2 separate regions of the Mus musculus genome follow, and region 1 is linked to region 2. A link is a loop called in an ENCODE intact Hi-C map of the cell type or tissue named here. Cell type or tissue: heart. All regions are shown on one strand.

The links. Peaks named below come from ENCODE experiments on the same cell type or tissue, not always from the same donor. Only the 100,000 strongest peaks of a DNase experiment are listed, where the experiment ranks them.
Region 1: it touches region 2 in a loop (2.1-fold over the local background); 3 of 42 quality-filtered maps call a loop at or near these places.

What each region holds. Positions count from the first base shown.
Region 1 is chr12:111,465,713-111,473,712 of GRCm38, forward strand. No RefSeq gene overlaps it. Among named protein-coding and RNA genes, the nearest start is that of Gm266, 16 kb to the right of the region's middle. In heart, a CTCF peak has its summit at 4,004 (motif pointing left); a DNase peak (open chromatin) is centred at 3,969; H3K27me3 peaks cover 1,369 bases.
Region 2 is chr12:111,268,934-111,276,933 of GRCm38, forward strand. It overlaps Amn (amnionless), which reads left to right and starts at 2,163. Exons shown (of 12, transcript NM_033603.3): 1 at 2,163-2,231; 2 at 2,764-2,882; 3 at 2,965-3,009; 4 at 5,210-5,297; 5 at 5,426-5,643; 6 at 5,778-5,915; 7 at 6,021-6,129; 8 at 6,224-6,306; 9 at 6,412-6,559; 10 at 6,639-6,816; 11 at 6,900-6,993; 12 at 7,083-7,493. The coding sequence starts at 2,189. The coding sequence ends at 7,196. It overlaps Gm51960 (a long non-coding RNA gene), which reads right to left and starts at 4,803. Exons shown (of 3, transcript XR_003950150.1): 1 at 3,845-4,803; 2 at 2,887-3,092; 3 at 1-2,282. In heart, no CTCF peak of the experiment used is centred here; a DNase peak (open chromatin) is centred at 3,668; H3K4me3 peaks cover 3,290 bases; H3K27ac peaks cover 1,718 bases; H3K27me3 peaks cover 8,000 bases.

The DNA of each region.
Region 1 (8,000 bases), 200 kb after region 2:
GTTAAGGTCACATTCTTGTGATGTTCCTACCCAGGGAGAAGGACCTTCCTTCCTCTCTTACAACTTCACAAGACTCCATTGTTGGGTCCACTATGATTGTTCCTCTGCTGCCCTCTGAGGGCACTTGGGGAGTTTCCTGACTTTTTCTGTGACAATGGAAGTGACTGATCTGGTGCCTGTGTCATTTTGCATAATTGCTACTGTATGGGTCAGATGAAGTCCTAGAAAGGGCAGAGCTGGCCTCTAGATATGAGATCTGTGGGCTAAATCCCTACTCTCAGGGACTCTGAAAAATGATGTCCTCAAAGCAGTGAGCGAGGGAGTCTGGTACCCACAGTGTCATCACTTTTAAAAATATGAAGACTCTTTTAAGAAAGTGGAGTAGCCGGTACCTGGGGCTAGGGAGCAGGGGGAGATGAAAGGGACAAATCAAGAAAGGCCGTGAGGAAACTCTTGGTGACAAGGACTGTGTGTCCTTCTCTCTTTTGTCATGATGGTTGCATGTGAATATGTGTATGAAGGCTCACTAAGTGGTGTAGGTCATATTGGCATAGAGTATTCATTGTGTCTCAATAAAACTGTTTAGAAAAAAGATAGGTTATTTTTTGTCCCATTCAATTAAAAAAATAAATACAGTGAAAGCAGAGAACTGACCCTACATGTTGTCATCTGCCCTTCATCTATGTGCAGTGTGTGCAGTGCATCTGTGTGCAGTGTGTGCAATACATCTGTGTGCAGTGCATCTGTGTGCAGTGTTGCAGTGCATCTGTGTGCAGTGCATCTGTGTGCAGTGTTGCAGTGCATCTGTGTGCAGTGTGTGCAGTGCATCTGTGTGCAGTGTGTCCATGTGCAGTGTGTGCAGTGTGTGCACTGCATCTATGTGCAGTGTGTGCGGTGCATTTGTGTGCAGTATGTGTAGTTCATCTATGTGTGGTGCATCTGTGCGCAGTGTGTGCAGTGGTGTGTACACATGACCACCACCTCACACAAGCTGTGGTCTGCCCGCATCTGTGGGCAGTGGCATATACACATGACCACCACTTCACACATACATGCAAAGTAAACAAATGAACGAATGGGATTAAAAAAAACACAGGCCAGACAGTGGTGTCACACACCTTTAATCCCAGTGCTCAGGAGACAGAGGCAGAAGGATCTCTGACTCTGAGGCCAGCCTGGGCTACATAGTAAGACTCTAACTTAAAGAGCTTGTATTGATTTTGCAGAAGACCCAAACTTGGTTGCCAGCACCCAAGCCAGACAGTTCACAACCAGTATAACCACAGCTCCAGAGGATCCAATGTGTTCTTCTTCAATCTCTAGTACCTGTACAGACACACACACACACACACACACACTGAGCTTGATTCCTGAGACCCACAGAGGAAGGAAAGAGTTGACTACTATAGGTTGTCACCTGATCTTCACATGAACCTCATGGTTTGATTGCAATTCCGCACATGTACACACGAGCACACGCGTGCACACACACATGCAAACAAATAAATATGTGTCATTTAAAATGTTATTCCAAAAGTTCTATGCCAATTTACTCTTCCACCACAGGTAGTTAGTATCAACACATCTTCACACTCACACACACACACACACACACACACACACACACACACACACACTCACACTCACACACATTCACACTCTCACACACACACAGTAATAATTATTTAAAATGTTTTGATTTTGTGGGATTAAAATTAACTATAATCACTATAAACTTATAACTATAACTAACTATAACTATAACTAACTATAACTATAACAAGCACTGTTCATTCAGCTGCTACTGAGGCTTGATTTCCCTCTTTTATCTCAGCAAAATTGAGCCCCACAGGGCTTTCTGTTACTTTAAAAGTAAATTATTGACTCTCCAGAGCCTGGCCCTGAAAATCATAATCCATGTCTTTAATCCCAGCACTTGGGAGGTAGAGGCAGGCAGATTTCTGAATTCAAGGCCAGCCTGGTCTACAAAGTGAGTTCCAGGACAGCCAGGGCTACACAGAGAAACCCTGTCTCAAAAATCCAAAAAAAAAAAAAAAAAACCCAAAACAAAACAAAACAAAAAACAAACAAACAAAAAAAGAATCCATTACTATGATTCCCAAAATGACCACGAAAAACTTGGGAAATCTGCCAGGTTGTCTTTCTTAAGGCATGCTGCTGTCGGGGAAGGCTTCTGGGATCCTAATTGACTCACTGAAAATAGGAGATTCTCAATCAAGAAGGCTTTCCTCTCATCCAAATGTCTCACATAATAAGGGGCAGAGCAGCTGGCCTCACCTTGAATTGGCTTTTGTTAGAAGAAATGTATGTGAGCAGGAATAATAGAACATGTCATCACACACATAAAGATTCTCATTGTAGGGAGAAATGGAAACTCCCAAAACACCCAGGAAAAGGGAAGAGCCAACAGTGAGAATGGAGGACAATGGGTGGCCCAGTCAGTCAGCACCCCAGAAAGGCAGGGGCAATGCTCGGTCGACAGAGCACACCCACGAGGCCCCGGGCTGCACAGACCTGGAGCCTTTGCCCCAGCTTCTCTGACTCTAACTCTCCTTCCCATGCCTGCATCTGCCAGGAAAATTCCACTGTCACACTCTGGGGGAACCTGCAGTTTGCCTGTGGCTAGGGCAGAGCAGCCTGAAGGAAGGACTCCAGGGGCAGGATGGTCGTCAGAGACCTAGGCCCGAGGGCCAATTCCCAGGCTTAGTCAGAGTCCAGAACTTCAAGCCAAAGGTTTCATGACTGGCTTGTGTGTCCTCCTTGCCCTCTGGTGTTCATGACTCTTAACTCCACTCCCTGGCAAGCTCTGCTCCAGAGCCCCAAGGTGTGCCTGAGCCCTTGGGGCCTTCACAAGGATTCGGCCTCCCCCACTAACCTTCAGGGCTGGAGAGGAAGGGACCACTGGACAGGAGCCTGTGGCCCTTGAATCCAGAGGAAAAGCTGTGAGTTTACTTCAGCCATTCCACACAGAGGTGTCATTTGGAAGAGCGGGATCTAAGGATGGTTCCAGAGTCCTTTGGTAAGGACTGTGCTGTCCTGAGGATTTCTAGACTGATTTAAAAACAAAACAAGGGCCAGTGACAGGCTCAGTGAGTAAGATCACTTCCCTGCCCAAACGGACAATCTGAATTTGATCCTAGGAACCCACATGGTAGAAGGAGAGAACCCTCAGACCTCGGCGTGTGTGTGAATACACACACACACACACACACACACACACACACCTAAATAAATATACAAACTTTTTGTTGTTGTTGCCGGTTGTAAACCAATGGGATCTTTCTGATCCTAAAAGATATGGGGCATCAGGCAGAAGGAAGAAAGCGAACCGGAGGAGAGGGGCCCCATCTTACCCAGGAAAGTAGCCAACAGGAAGGTGGTCAGTTCGGGGCCATCCCCTCCCGATTTGCTCTGGGAAAAAGGGACCAAGCCCAGGACAGAGCAGAAGCTGTGTTATGCATGGAGTCACCAAAGCAGTTCAATCGTGTTTTCTTCGCTGTTAGAAGAAAATCTGTAAATATTGCTTTTGGAAGAGTAGGGTGACGAAGCAGAGTCCTTGATGGCTGATGGCAGATCCATCAACCCTCTGCTATTAAACTCTGGGGCTCCTTCTGGATGTTGTCTTGACAACATGTGTCTAGGTTCCTTCTGTTTAAGAGACTGTGTCTCAGATTGTTGGCCCCCAGACAGGTTTCTGGGATCCAAGATCCTTTGTAAGGCAGTGGGTCCAGGATCTGCACTGGTGGGGTGGGGGGCACTCAGTGCCTCAAGAATGACCCTGGATACCGTGGGCTGCAGAAACTCATCTAGAGTCTCCGAAAGTCCCGGGGTCCTTTGAGGAAAAGGAAGTTAGGTCTTGATCCCAAAGCTGCAGGAGGCTCCCCGGAGTTGCAGCCCCTGGAAAGCAGCTACCAGAGGAGAAAACCACGTACAGGCGCAACTGTTCGTTCATTGAGCTGGTTTCGCCCCCTAGTGGTGGACTCAAGTCCTCTCCCAGGTATGTTCCTCCCAGGCTCTGGGTACCCATCAGGACTGCAGGCAGCTGAGGGGTAAGTTAGGTGTATGTGAAGCCTAGACCTCACCCACTTTTTGCTAATGAACTCTCCTGAGTGCTTGGATTATAAGAGTAAGCCAACAGATCTAACTATCTCTTTTTTATTTTTATGATTTTGTTGTTGTTTTTGGAGATAGAGTTTCTCTGTGTAGCCCAATGTCTTGGAACTCACTGTACAGACCAGTCTAGCCTCTAATTCAGAGATCTGCCTGCCTCTGTCTCCCAAGTGCTGGGATTAAAGGCATATGTTACCACTGCTCCGTGTGCATCTCCAAATATTTAATGAGAATATAGTGCATTTTAACTGTAAGTTTAAGTTGTTGTGAAGAATGCAATGCCTAACCTGCTGGGAGCATTGGTTATTTTTGCTGTTTGTTGGTTGGTTGGGTTTTGTTTGTTTGTTTTGTTTTGTTTTGAAGTGTTCTGACAGAGGCTCTCAGGGAGACTACACTAGCTTTAAAAGCTTGTCTCCCAAGTACTGGGATTATCAAAATTCGATTTTTAAGATAATATCTCATTTTGTTGCCAGGCAAGGCTGAAACTCTTCCAGCTGAACTTGAACTCATGGCAATTCTCCTGCCTCCATCTCTGAGTGCTGGGATGGCAGATGACAGCCACCACGTGGTCTCACAGAATCATGCAAGCCCTCCACCCCTGTGACTTATCATTCTTGCCTTGCTCTTTCGGCAGACCTGGGGCACATCCTGGTGTCTTGTCTTCTGCGGTCCTTCCAGAGTTCTTGTTTGGCTGCTGTGCTGGAAGGGCGGTCTCTCCATCCATGCACATCTGAGCATTTCTGTATCTGGCTTTGCATGTGAGCTGGTTTTCTTTATTTCCCCATACCCGGGTTTCATTTCCAATCTTACATTTCTAACAGTGTTCTTCTTCTTCTTTTTTTTTTTTTTTAATTTGGGCTGACTCAGCCATTCTGCTTGTAATGTTTTATCCATCCCCTCTCCTTTCTTCTGCAGAGACTCCATGCACATGTAGAGAAGGCTAGATGAAGTGATCTTATGGTCCACTAATGCGCCATTTCTACCTTTAAATATTGTTTTATTTATGTGTCGGCAAAATGTACGTGAATGTGGGTGCCCAAAGAGGCCAGAAGAAGGGAGTGTTACAAAGCTGGAGTTACAGCTGGTTTTTAGCCATAGTGCTGAGAATCAAATTCAGGTCCTCTGCAAAAGGAATATCTACTTCTAACTGCTGAGCCCTCTGCTCCGCTCCCTGTGGCTCTATTTTTAAAATCATGTTTTCTTTGTGTTTAATTGGGGATAGTTGCTCTCTCTTTCTGTGTGTGTGTGTGTGTGTGTGTCTGTGTGTGTCTGTGTGTGTGTGTGTGTTGAGTCTCACTATGCAGACCAGGCTGTCCTGAAACACACAGGAATGTGGTTGAATCTGCCTCCAGCATGCTGGGATAAAAGGTGTGACCACTGGGTAGTTCCTGCTTGTGGTGACTAATTGCAGTTGACAGTTCGACTACATCTGTGTGTCAACTAAATGGAATCAACTGAATCCAACCAGTTCAGCTTGCCTCTGTTGGAATTTTCTTGATTGCATCATCTGAGGTGGGAAACCCCACCTAAACCCAGTGGCAGCTCACATGAAAGGGTGGAGAACAGGAAGTCTTCACTTTTGCCTGCTTGCCTCACTCCAGCTGACAAGTTCATCTACTCTGCTGCTGAGGAAGTCCTTCATTGGTTCTAGAACCTACTTCTTTGGGGTTCCAATGATTGAAGACAAGCTGAGACATCCAGCCTCATTAACTGAACAACAGCAGTAGTTTTGGCCTTTCTAGGGAGAGACAGCCACTGCTGGGCTAGCTGGGACACAGGCTGTAGGTCACACTAACAAATCATTCCTTCATTGTCATTTCTGTCCCTTTAGATAACCCTACCTAACACACTTCTGCTGTGTCTTCAAGGTCAGCTCTTTTCTTCTGCACTGTTTACTTGGCTGTTAATACCGACAGCTTATCAGAATTTTTTTTAAAAAAGTCATTTGTATTAAACACTGCTGTGAATTAACCCTACCAGAAAACACATGACTCTCTCAAAGCCAAAGAGAAAGTCTAGACTGCCTGCCAGCAGCCGCATAGTGAACTTGCCCAAATCATGTAGCCTCGGGCTTCACTGTTCTTTATCTCTTATGTAAGAAAAATACATTCTGGTTGACCCACTTCACTTAGCAAGAACAGTTAGTGAGAAGCCAAAAGGCAGGGTTTGTTCACTTAGGGACTTTCCTGGGTCCTGGAACTGTGGGTTAGGTTTTTGATGGATTGGGTCTTTGTTCCCACTTTGGCACTCATTGGGGCCTATATGCTGGGTTTAAGGTCAGAATGGTGTCTCTAACATGGTGTCAGTAGTGCTAAGATCTCAGAGCCTGTTATGATACTGTCCTTGGGATAAAAGTGTAAACCCGGGGCTGGAGAGATGGATGGCTCAGTGGTTAAGAGCACTGACTGCTTTGCCAGAGGTCCTGAGTTCAATTCCCAGCAACCACATGGTGTCTCACAACCATCTGTAATGGAATCTGATGCCCTCTTCTGGTGTGTCTGAAGACAGCTGCAGTGTACTCATATAAATAAGAAATAAATAAATCTTTTAAAAAACGTGTAAAGGGCTGGTGAGATGGCTCAGTGGGTAAGAGCACCCGACTGCTCTTCCGAAGGTCCTGAGTTCAAATCCCAGCAACCACATGGTGGCTCACAACCATCCATAACGAGATCTGACTCCCCTCTTCTGGAGTGTCTGAAGACAGCTACAGTGTACTTACATATAATAAATAAATAAATAAATAAATAAATAAATCTTTAAAAAAAAATAAAAAAATAAAAAATAAAAATAAAAAACGTGTAAAGCCACACACTAAGATGTTGACACAGTAATGATTAAGGTATTTCCCACAGTTAGGACAGGTTATATGTACAGTATGGACAAAAGGTTTGCAAACCAGGTGGGATGGAGGAAAGATAGTGGGAGATTTCACCATGCTATCAGAGCCCCAGAGCAGCTTAAAATGCATGGGATATTTGCTTTTGGAATTTTTCTTTATTACTTTTGAAAGCTGGCCATAACTAACTCAGTCTGAACGTGGGGAAAGTGGGAATAAAGGCAACTGTATCCAGGTAACTGAGATGGGAACAGAGAGCCTTGCTCAGCCACCTCCTGATTCCTATGTCTGAGCAAAGAGGACGTGGAGATCAAAGCCCATGTGGGTTCATGAGAACAGTGCATATTGGGTCTTCTGTGGGATAATGGGGCCAGGCCGCCAGTTTGCATGCAAAGCACAGCTGCTCCCACAAGGCCTGGAGCCAAGAGTCATCATGTGGAACAGAAGTGCATGAAGATCACCGTTAAAGGAACAGAACAAGGAAGAAAGGAAGGGGGTAGGGGAACCGCTTTAATAACCCCACTTTGAAAACCATTGAATTAAAACAATAGTTTGGAATAGTGCGGCTCAGTCTTCCTGGTGAATCAACCTTCAGTAAGGGCCTCAGAGGTGGAGCCTGACATGGTCCCACGCCTGAAAGTACCCTCTAACACCAAAGGAAAATGTTCAAGGGCCAAAGTGGCACTGTAACAAATGAAACAAAAGTGCCGGTTAGGACTATGCCTCTCTAAACATGTGTGAATGGATGGAGGCTCCTGATGTACGGTCTCAATGATCTGAGAAGCAAGGAGGGGTTCTCCTGAGCCATCCACCCGCGTGCAGCATGGTCGGCCCTGCAAGGTGCGGTAGAGATGGAAGACTCCTACGTCATGAGTGCTTTAGACCATAACTTCAGAGCCCTGGTGGGTTGACCTCTTGTTTCCCAGAGATGAAAGGGCCCTGTCTCTGCCTCTTTGGTAAGTGGAAGCCAAGCCAAATGGGCAATCTCAGAAAACTCTGTGTAGGCTCTGCTTGCATCCGATGGATGAGCTAA
Region 2 (8,000 bases):
GAATGAACCAGTGGAAAACCTCCTGGTGACTGTTTCAGTGGCCTAGTGAGGGATATGGCTTCCCTGGCACAAGAAGGTTGCCCATGTACAGATAAGTTGACTCAAGATGCCAGTCAAGCCAAAACTGAGCAACTGCCAAGCCCCTGGCTCCATCCTTACCCAAGGAGTACGCCTGTACTACTAGTTACTCCATAGGGTCTGCATTTCTTCTACTTCCTGTGAAGGTCCTGACCACAAGTGTGTGCCCACGTGTGTCGGGCTCATATTCATCCCCAAGGGCTTTCTCTAGACACCCTGCCTGCTCCTGGTCCCGGCCACGGCAGCTGTAAACTCTTCCTTCTGCTGTTGTTCCAAGCTGTTTCTTATGGGAAGCCTCTTTGCCCAGGTACTCTGACTGACTGCCCTTCCCATGTGACCACCATGGGGACACCCACCTAGCACTTGTGTCCCATGGGTCAAACTGGCTCAACAGTGAAAGCCAGAGCCCAGTCTGTGACAGTGCTTCCTCTTCAGGAATAAAACAACAGACAAGAAGAATGTGACCTCCAAGAGTCTCCTTTGTGCCTGACCTAGCTGGAGGCCAAGAGCAAACTTCCCTCAACACTTAATTCCTGCCTCTGTACAATCCCTCCAACTCTGCCTCCCATCACCCGCACATCCGTCCACCATTCACAAGTGTACCATCACCAGACAGACGTCACAGCATCCATCCATCCGTTACCACAAACTTGACCCCAAGGTGATTCCTCTAACACCCCTACTGTGGCAAAACACCTGGCAAAGGTGGCCTCAGGAAAGAAAAGTGTGTTTGGGCTTACAGTTGGAGGAGACGGCAGGGAGGGCATGAGGCGGCTGGTCATACTGGTATGTCATACACATCGCGCTGTGGTATGGCTCAGGAAGCAGAGAGGAAGACTTTCCACAGTCAGTGCAGGTCTGGCCCGATCAGTGTCTGGAGAGACCTTCACAGCCACAGCCAGAGGTGTGTCTGGGGTGAACCTGCTAAGCTGGCTGTGAAGTCACACCATGCAACCCACCAACCAAACCTCATCTGCCCACAGTTCACCCACACTCCTCCCTGGTATCTTCTTCAGGCATCCATTTTTGCCCCACAGGGACATGTGACTGGGCGGGGCTGGATGACAAGAGACAACTCCCGAGTGACATGTTGACCTCTGGGCTGGGAAGCTTCTTGCCTGGGGTAGCCTCTCATTACCCCGTTTGCCCGATCTCCATCCTCTTTCCGGCCCTGCCAAGGGACCCGCCTCATCTACTGTCTGTTTCCACTCATCCCACATAAAATCTGTTACCTCTCCTCGACCTTCCTGTTACCTCAGCCAACACTCCTTGCAGATGGACCCCACCAGCATCTTCACCCCACTTTCCCAGCATCCTCAGTCTGCCATCCACCAGACATCCCTTCCGGTCCACTCTTCCCCCCCACACACACAACCTAGTCATGTCTACAGCTGCCATCACTCCCACCCAGCCACCACCCACTGTCCCCTACCCACTCATCCACAGCTATCAGTGAGCCACCCTCTACCATTAGCCCAGTCACTCTCCAGCCACTGTCATCCCCATTGCTATCAGGAATTTAACATCCAACACCAGGTGCCACTGTCAATGATGTACTCACAGAAGCCCTCCTCAAGCCACTGCCACCACCGTTTGGTGACTGGCCCACCCGTCATTTCTCTCACTGGTGATTCTCCATTCATCGTGCACCCTGCCTGTCACCTCTAACCTGCCTTCATGGCCAGCCTACCCAGGCACGTCACTCTCTGCCTTAGCTCTCTTTGTTCTCTTCCAGGACCTTCACGCGCCTTTGACATCCCTTCCGGTCTGTTCTGCAACCCACACAATCCCTGCAGAGCACACACCCAGGCTAAGACTTCAGGCCTGGAGAAGATGGGCAAAGATGGCTGAGTTCCAGGGTTCTTGGCCACCTCCACACCGTGTCACCGGGAAAGTCAGGACGACACCCTCTTATTGGGTACCCAGGGTCCTGGGTCCTAAAGGGCAGATGCTAAAGCCGCTGAGAAGATTCCTCCAAGGGCCCTCAGGAGACAGCTGGGCGATCCCAAGGTAAATGTGTAACATCTGGGCGCCCCCTGTCCCTCAGCCCCGCCCGGTCACGTGGGGCCCTCGGAGCGAAGTCCGCATCTGTGAGAGCCTCGGCGGAGAGATGGGTGCTCTGGGCCGGGTCCTGCTGTGGCTGCAGCTCTGTGGTAGGCCCCGTGTCCCCCTGGGTCTGGACCTTGATTGAGGCTGAGGTTTCTCTAGGAAGGGTCGCGATCGCAGGAGAGGTTGGGATATGGAGGTGGCGTTGGCAGCCTGCCTCAATTTCCCGGTCCTCTGGCGTGGGTTGGTAAAGTTTCCAAAGCCCAGGAAGTGGAGAAACCGCAGCCTATTCCCGTGGACCTCCCAGCCCCTGGCGCCTCCTCTGTGCACAATCGGGACAGGGTCGCCAACTCCGGGCTCTGGGACCCCTCTCTGCCCCAGTGAGCTTCCCGCCAGAGCTCTTTCCTAAGGGCCGATTCCCCTCCGACCCCCCCCCCCCCGGGCAGTCAGAGTGCTGTGAATAGAGACGACGTTCCGAGGGAGGAGAAGGGCATGTTTGCGCGGGTTCTGTAGATCAGCTAAGAGTGCGCCTGAGAACGCCGCGGTGGGGCCTGACCGCCTTGCGCTGTGTGCACCTCTGCCGCGCCTCTTTGGAAAGTCGCCTTCCCAGAAGGCGACACTCAGCCTTCCTTTCTTTAGCAATGACTCGGGCCGCCTACAAACTTTGGGTCCCCAATACCTCCTTCGATACTGCCTCCAACTGGAACCAGAACCGGACCCCGTGCGCGGGAGATGCGGTTCAGTTCCCGGCGGACAAGGTACCTTGGTGGGGGGTTGAGGGGATGAACTGGAGGTGGGGAGGTCGGTCAGCCTCGCGCCTAACGCCACCTCTTGCTGCAGATGGTGTCGGTCCTGGTACGAGACAGTCACGCCATCTCGGATATGGTAAGGCTCGGGGCTGTGGCCTCAGCGGGCATGGCTGGCCCTGGGTCGTGCGCCGCCATGGAGCCTCTGGGTAGAGACAATCTCTGGGAAAGGACATCAGAGAGTACGTGGGGTCTCCCAGTCCAGCTCCACTGTCCCCTCCCCCACAGTATCTAAGTGCAGGGTGGGCTCTGGGAAACGTGCCTGCCCTTCCCTTCCTGGAGGCCATGTTAACAAGCTACCAGTGGCCCAGCTAGCCGGAGGGTGAGGAGCAAGAGGTTAAACAGCCCCTGCCTCCCCTCATGCTAAGGCTATGTGCTTTATAAATAAAGGCTGATGGTCCCGAGACCCTAGTTCAGACCCTGTGGTTGGAGCTAAGAATGAACTCTCTCTCTCTCTTCCTTTCTTCCTTAATTCCTTTTCTTTTGGTTTTTCTAGACTGTGTTTCTCTGTGTAGCTCTGGCTGTCCTGAAACTCACTCCGTAGACCAGGCTGGCCTCGAACTCAGAAATCCGCCTGCCTCTGCCTCCCAAGTGCTGGGATTAAAGGCGTGCGCCACCACGCCTGGCTCTTCCTTTTGCTAATTTCCTAACGGGATGACATGGGAGTTCCACCTTCTGTTCCAATTCTCCAAAAAAAGACTAGCATCCTCCAAGCAACTTGTGCACGCAGAACCACTAGAGGCCAGAAGGGGGCGCCAGATCACAGCCGGTTGTGAGCCACCATGTGGACCGGGAGCCTGCATTCTTTGTAAGAGCAGTCTTGAACCTTAACCAGTGGGCCATGGCTCCAGCCATTTATTGTCTGTTCATATCTTGGAAGCTGGGATAGTCTCTGTCTTTGATATCAAGCATACCTGCATGTGTGGATTAGGTTCTGCTTGCTGGCGCTTCCGCTGAAGTCTGCTTTCCCAAGCTCAGGTCTGGAAAGCTCTCCCCATTGTTTCATGTCTCTGCCTCAGCCTCCCTCAGACAGTAATTTGGTACTTGGATGTCCACCCTTCCCCTGGACTCCTCTGCCGTCTTCTGTGGAGCCTGGATGTGGCCACCTGTCACTGAACACCCACAGCTAGACCAGGCCTGGTGTTTATCTACTAGTGCTAGGTCCCTAGTGGGGTAGCTTTCTACAATCTCGTCTTATTTCCTCTTCCGTTCTGTTCGTTTATTGTGATGCTAGGGACAGAACCCAGGGTCTCACAAATGCTAGGTAGGTAGGTGTTCCATCCCCGAGTTCTACCCCAGCCCTGTTCTTTATAAGAATACATTCCATTCACATGGTGTGTGTGTGTGTGTGTGTGTGTGTGTGTGTGTGTGTGTGTGAGAGAGAGAGAGAGAGAGAGAGAGAGAGAGAGCGCCCATCCTGAGGTGCCACTGTGCTTACAATACATCATGTCTGTTCCCACCCGTGGGTGGAGTCCCTTGGCGTGGGTGTACCTGGCCTATGTCATCTCCTCTGTCTAGGGTGAGCCTTTGGACAGGTCTGAAGCTCTAGCAAGGCCAAGTGGGGACAAGAGCCTGGGCTGTGGGTGATGACTGGTACCTGATGGCCCTGTGAGGAGCAGCTCCCGTGGCCCCGTCTCCCTAAGCTCTGGGACAAAGATGGAGGGATGAGGTCCCGAGGCTTGGGGAACCAGGAAATAGTGTCGGATCAGTCTTTCCCTTCCGCACAGCACAGTCCTAGCTCAGAACTGGATTTGAACGGTGAGATGATCCCGTAGTGGAGCCTCGAAACTAGCTAAAATCACTCTTAGATGTCCTTCCTTCTCCTGCGTCCCTCTCTCTGAAACTGAAGCCGCTTCCCCAGTGGCAAATGGATATATTTTAAAGTCTGGCTTCTAAGACCCGGGAGACCTTGTCTTATACTTTCTCCAAGTGATGGGTGCTGGCAATGTCACCTCCCGCCCCAAGTGCTCCATGGATTCCCAGGCTCTCAGCTGTGCCCTGCTCCTTAGCGTCAGATGTGATCCTCCAAGTCGCCTCTACAGCTCAGTTGGGGGTCCTTTCGCCCTGGCTCATGTGCCCGGTGTGCCTTCTCTTTTCTTTCCCTGGTGAGACCTAGCTGGGTTTCCTGTTAGCCTCAGCCACGTTAAGGTTCCCGGGCCCTGACTTCACTTAGCTCCCCACCAAGGTCGCAGCTTGGGTTTTCCCTTGTGCCCTGGAGGTGTTAGTTGGTCGAAGTGCGTGCCCGGACCATGCGCCACCTCACCCTGCGCTTTCCACAGCTCCTGCCTCTGGACGGGGAGTTGGTCCTGGCCTCGGGAGCTGCACTCAGCGCTGCAGGAGGCGACTCGGACCCAGCTTGTAACCCTGGTGAGAAAGATGGGCATGGCTCGGAACCCCGCTCTCGGGGCGTGGTTAGAGGGGCGGGGCTTATAGAATGCGGGGCGCGGGAGCACTAGGCGGAGCAGGTCTCAGTGGGTTGGTGCGCGGTGACACAGGCGCCCCGTTGCTCTTCCGCAATCCCGATCGCTTCTCCTGGCTTGACCCGCACCTCTGGAGCTCCGGGACTCAGGCGCCCGGGCTCTTCTCCGTGGACGCCGAGCGCGTGCCCTGCAGCTACGACGACGTCCTCTTCCCGCGCGATGGATCTTTCCGCGTGGCGCTTGGCCCAGGCCCCAACCCGGTGCACGTTCGCAGCGTCTCGGCAGTGGGCCAGGTGAGCAGGCACGGGAGGGCTGGGGTCCCATCCCCTGTGCGCGTCCCCGCGGCACCCTGCAGCTGCGCGCGTGGGCCCGCGCACTCAGACTCTCTCCTCGCTCTCCTGGCCGCTGGTGATGCCACCACCCGCAGACGTTCTCGCGCGACGAGGACCTGACTGCTTTCCTGGCGTCCCGCGAGGGCCGCCTGCGCTTCCACGGGTCGGGCGCGCTGAGAGTGGGGTCCCAAGCTTGCACCGACGCGTCGGGCTGCGTCTGTGGCAACGCCGAGGTGAGTGAGTCTTGACCGGGCACAGCGCGAGGGCCGGCCCCGGCCACGCTGAGGCGCGTGGCTGCCGCTGCGCTTTCCTGCGTTCACCTCCGTGCCCCCACCCAGATGCTGCCGTGGATCTGCGCGTCTCTGCTGCAGCCCTTGGGCGGCCGCTGTCCCCAGGCCGCCTGCCAGGACCCCCTACTGCCTCAAGGACAATGCTGTGACCTCTGCGGTGAGCGTCCCCCTCCCGCCGCCCTGGAACGCGCTTCCGGTGGGCTTCCCTCTCCTGCTGGGGTCCGTGACGTTAACCTGTCCTCCTGTCCCAGGAGCTATCGTGTCGTTGACCCACGACCCCACATTTGACCTGGAGCGGTACCGAGCGCGGCTGCTGGACCTCTTCCTGAAGCAGGTAAGGAAGCCACACGCCGGGGGCCGGCTGCTGGCAGCTGAGCCCCGACTCTACCGTCCCGCTTGGTCGGATGACAGAGTCCGGACCAACCCCCTCCCTCCGCAGCCCCAGTACCAGGGCCTGCAGGTGGCTGTGTCCAAGGTGCTGCGCGACGCCCACACCGAGATCCAGGTGGTGCTGGTGGAGACCGAGCACGCGACCGGCGCGGCGGGGCAGCTGGGCCACGCGCTCCTCCAGGACGCGGTGGCACAAGGTGAGTCCGCCCCTCCGCGCCCTCCCTCCCCTCACTGACCCCGGGGTTCCCGGGCCCCGCTGAGTCCGTCTCCTTGCAGGCAGCGTGCTCGGTATCGTGTCGGCGACCCTGCGGCAGTCCGGCAAGCCTATGACGGCAGACTCAGAGCTGAATCAGAGCTCGTCCGGTGCCGGGCTGGCGGGCGGCGTGGCGGCCTTGGTGCTGCTGGCTCTGCTGGGGACCGTGCTCCTTCTGCTGCACCGCAGCGGAAGGCTCAGGTATGCTGGCCCCTCCTGAAGGCAGGCTCCCAGAGAGGCCAGCCGGGCTGCCCCAGGGGTTCACCTGCGCCCACTTCCTGCAGGTGGAGAAGGCATGAAGACGCTGAGCCCGTATCGGCTGGGCTGCCGCTGGGTTTCCGAAATCCGATTTTCGACGCGATTGTCTTCAAGCAGCAGGTGAGACTGTGGGAAGAAGCTTGGGGGAGAGGGCGCTCCCGGGGACTGGTACTTGGGATCGTGAGCCCTCTGACCTTGTGACTCCACAGCCTTCGGTCGAGCTACCTGACTCAGCTCAGAAGGTGGACATCTTGGACATTGATACCAAGTTCGGCTGCTTCGTTAACCCACTCTTTGCTGGGGAGGCAGAGGCAGAGGCCTGACCTGCTAGAAGGGTACTAGGCTTCTAACCTGTGGACTGTTCACCCCCTCGGAGACCGTGACTTCTCTCCTGGTGGCAAGGACAGACTTACCTTGCCCAATAAAGAGTTGCTTGTTTGTTTTTTAACTTGATAGCCTGGTCCTACTTGTAACCTTGCTTTACTTGAGCGATGGAGATCTGAACTCTGGTCCTCAGACCCACGCCGCAAGTGCTGTTACCATTCGGGCGCAGTGTTTTGTTTTGAGGTGAGCGTCTCACCATGTACTCTAGGAAGGCATTAAACTTTTGGGCTCAGATATCTCTCTGTCTCAGCCTCCAGGATTAGCTGGGGCTTTACATATGACTCCCTGACTCAGCAGCTTCAAATGGCCGTTGATGCTGGGGTGGACCTGTCCCGGTTGTTGACCTGGCTAGGTTTGGTGACCTTTAAGCAGTGTCAGCTCACTGCCAGGTTCAGTCTCCCTGGAATCGAGCCCCGCCTCCTGTCAGAACATTCCAGTTGGCATCTGCTATCTCTGGTTATAGGGGCTAGCCGCAGGGACAGGAACTTGACCCCTCTGGTCATCTCAGTGTGTCCAGCTTTAGCTTAGTGTTCAGAAACAGCAGCTCCAGTTCTTAGTAATGTTGTGGGGGGAAAAGTTGGATCAGTGTTAGGCGTGGTGGTGCATACCTATAATTCCACTGCTAGCGATGGAGGCAGGGGGATCAGGAGTTTGAGGACAGCCTAGCCTACAGTGCAAGCCTCTCAATAACTTGCCTTGCAGGTGGGAGGAGCAGTTTGAGTTGCAGATCGCACATAAAAACC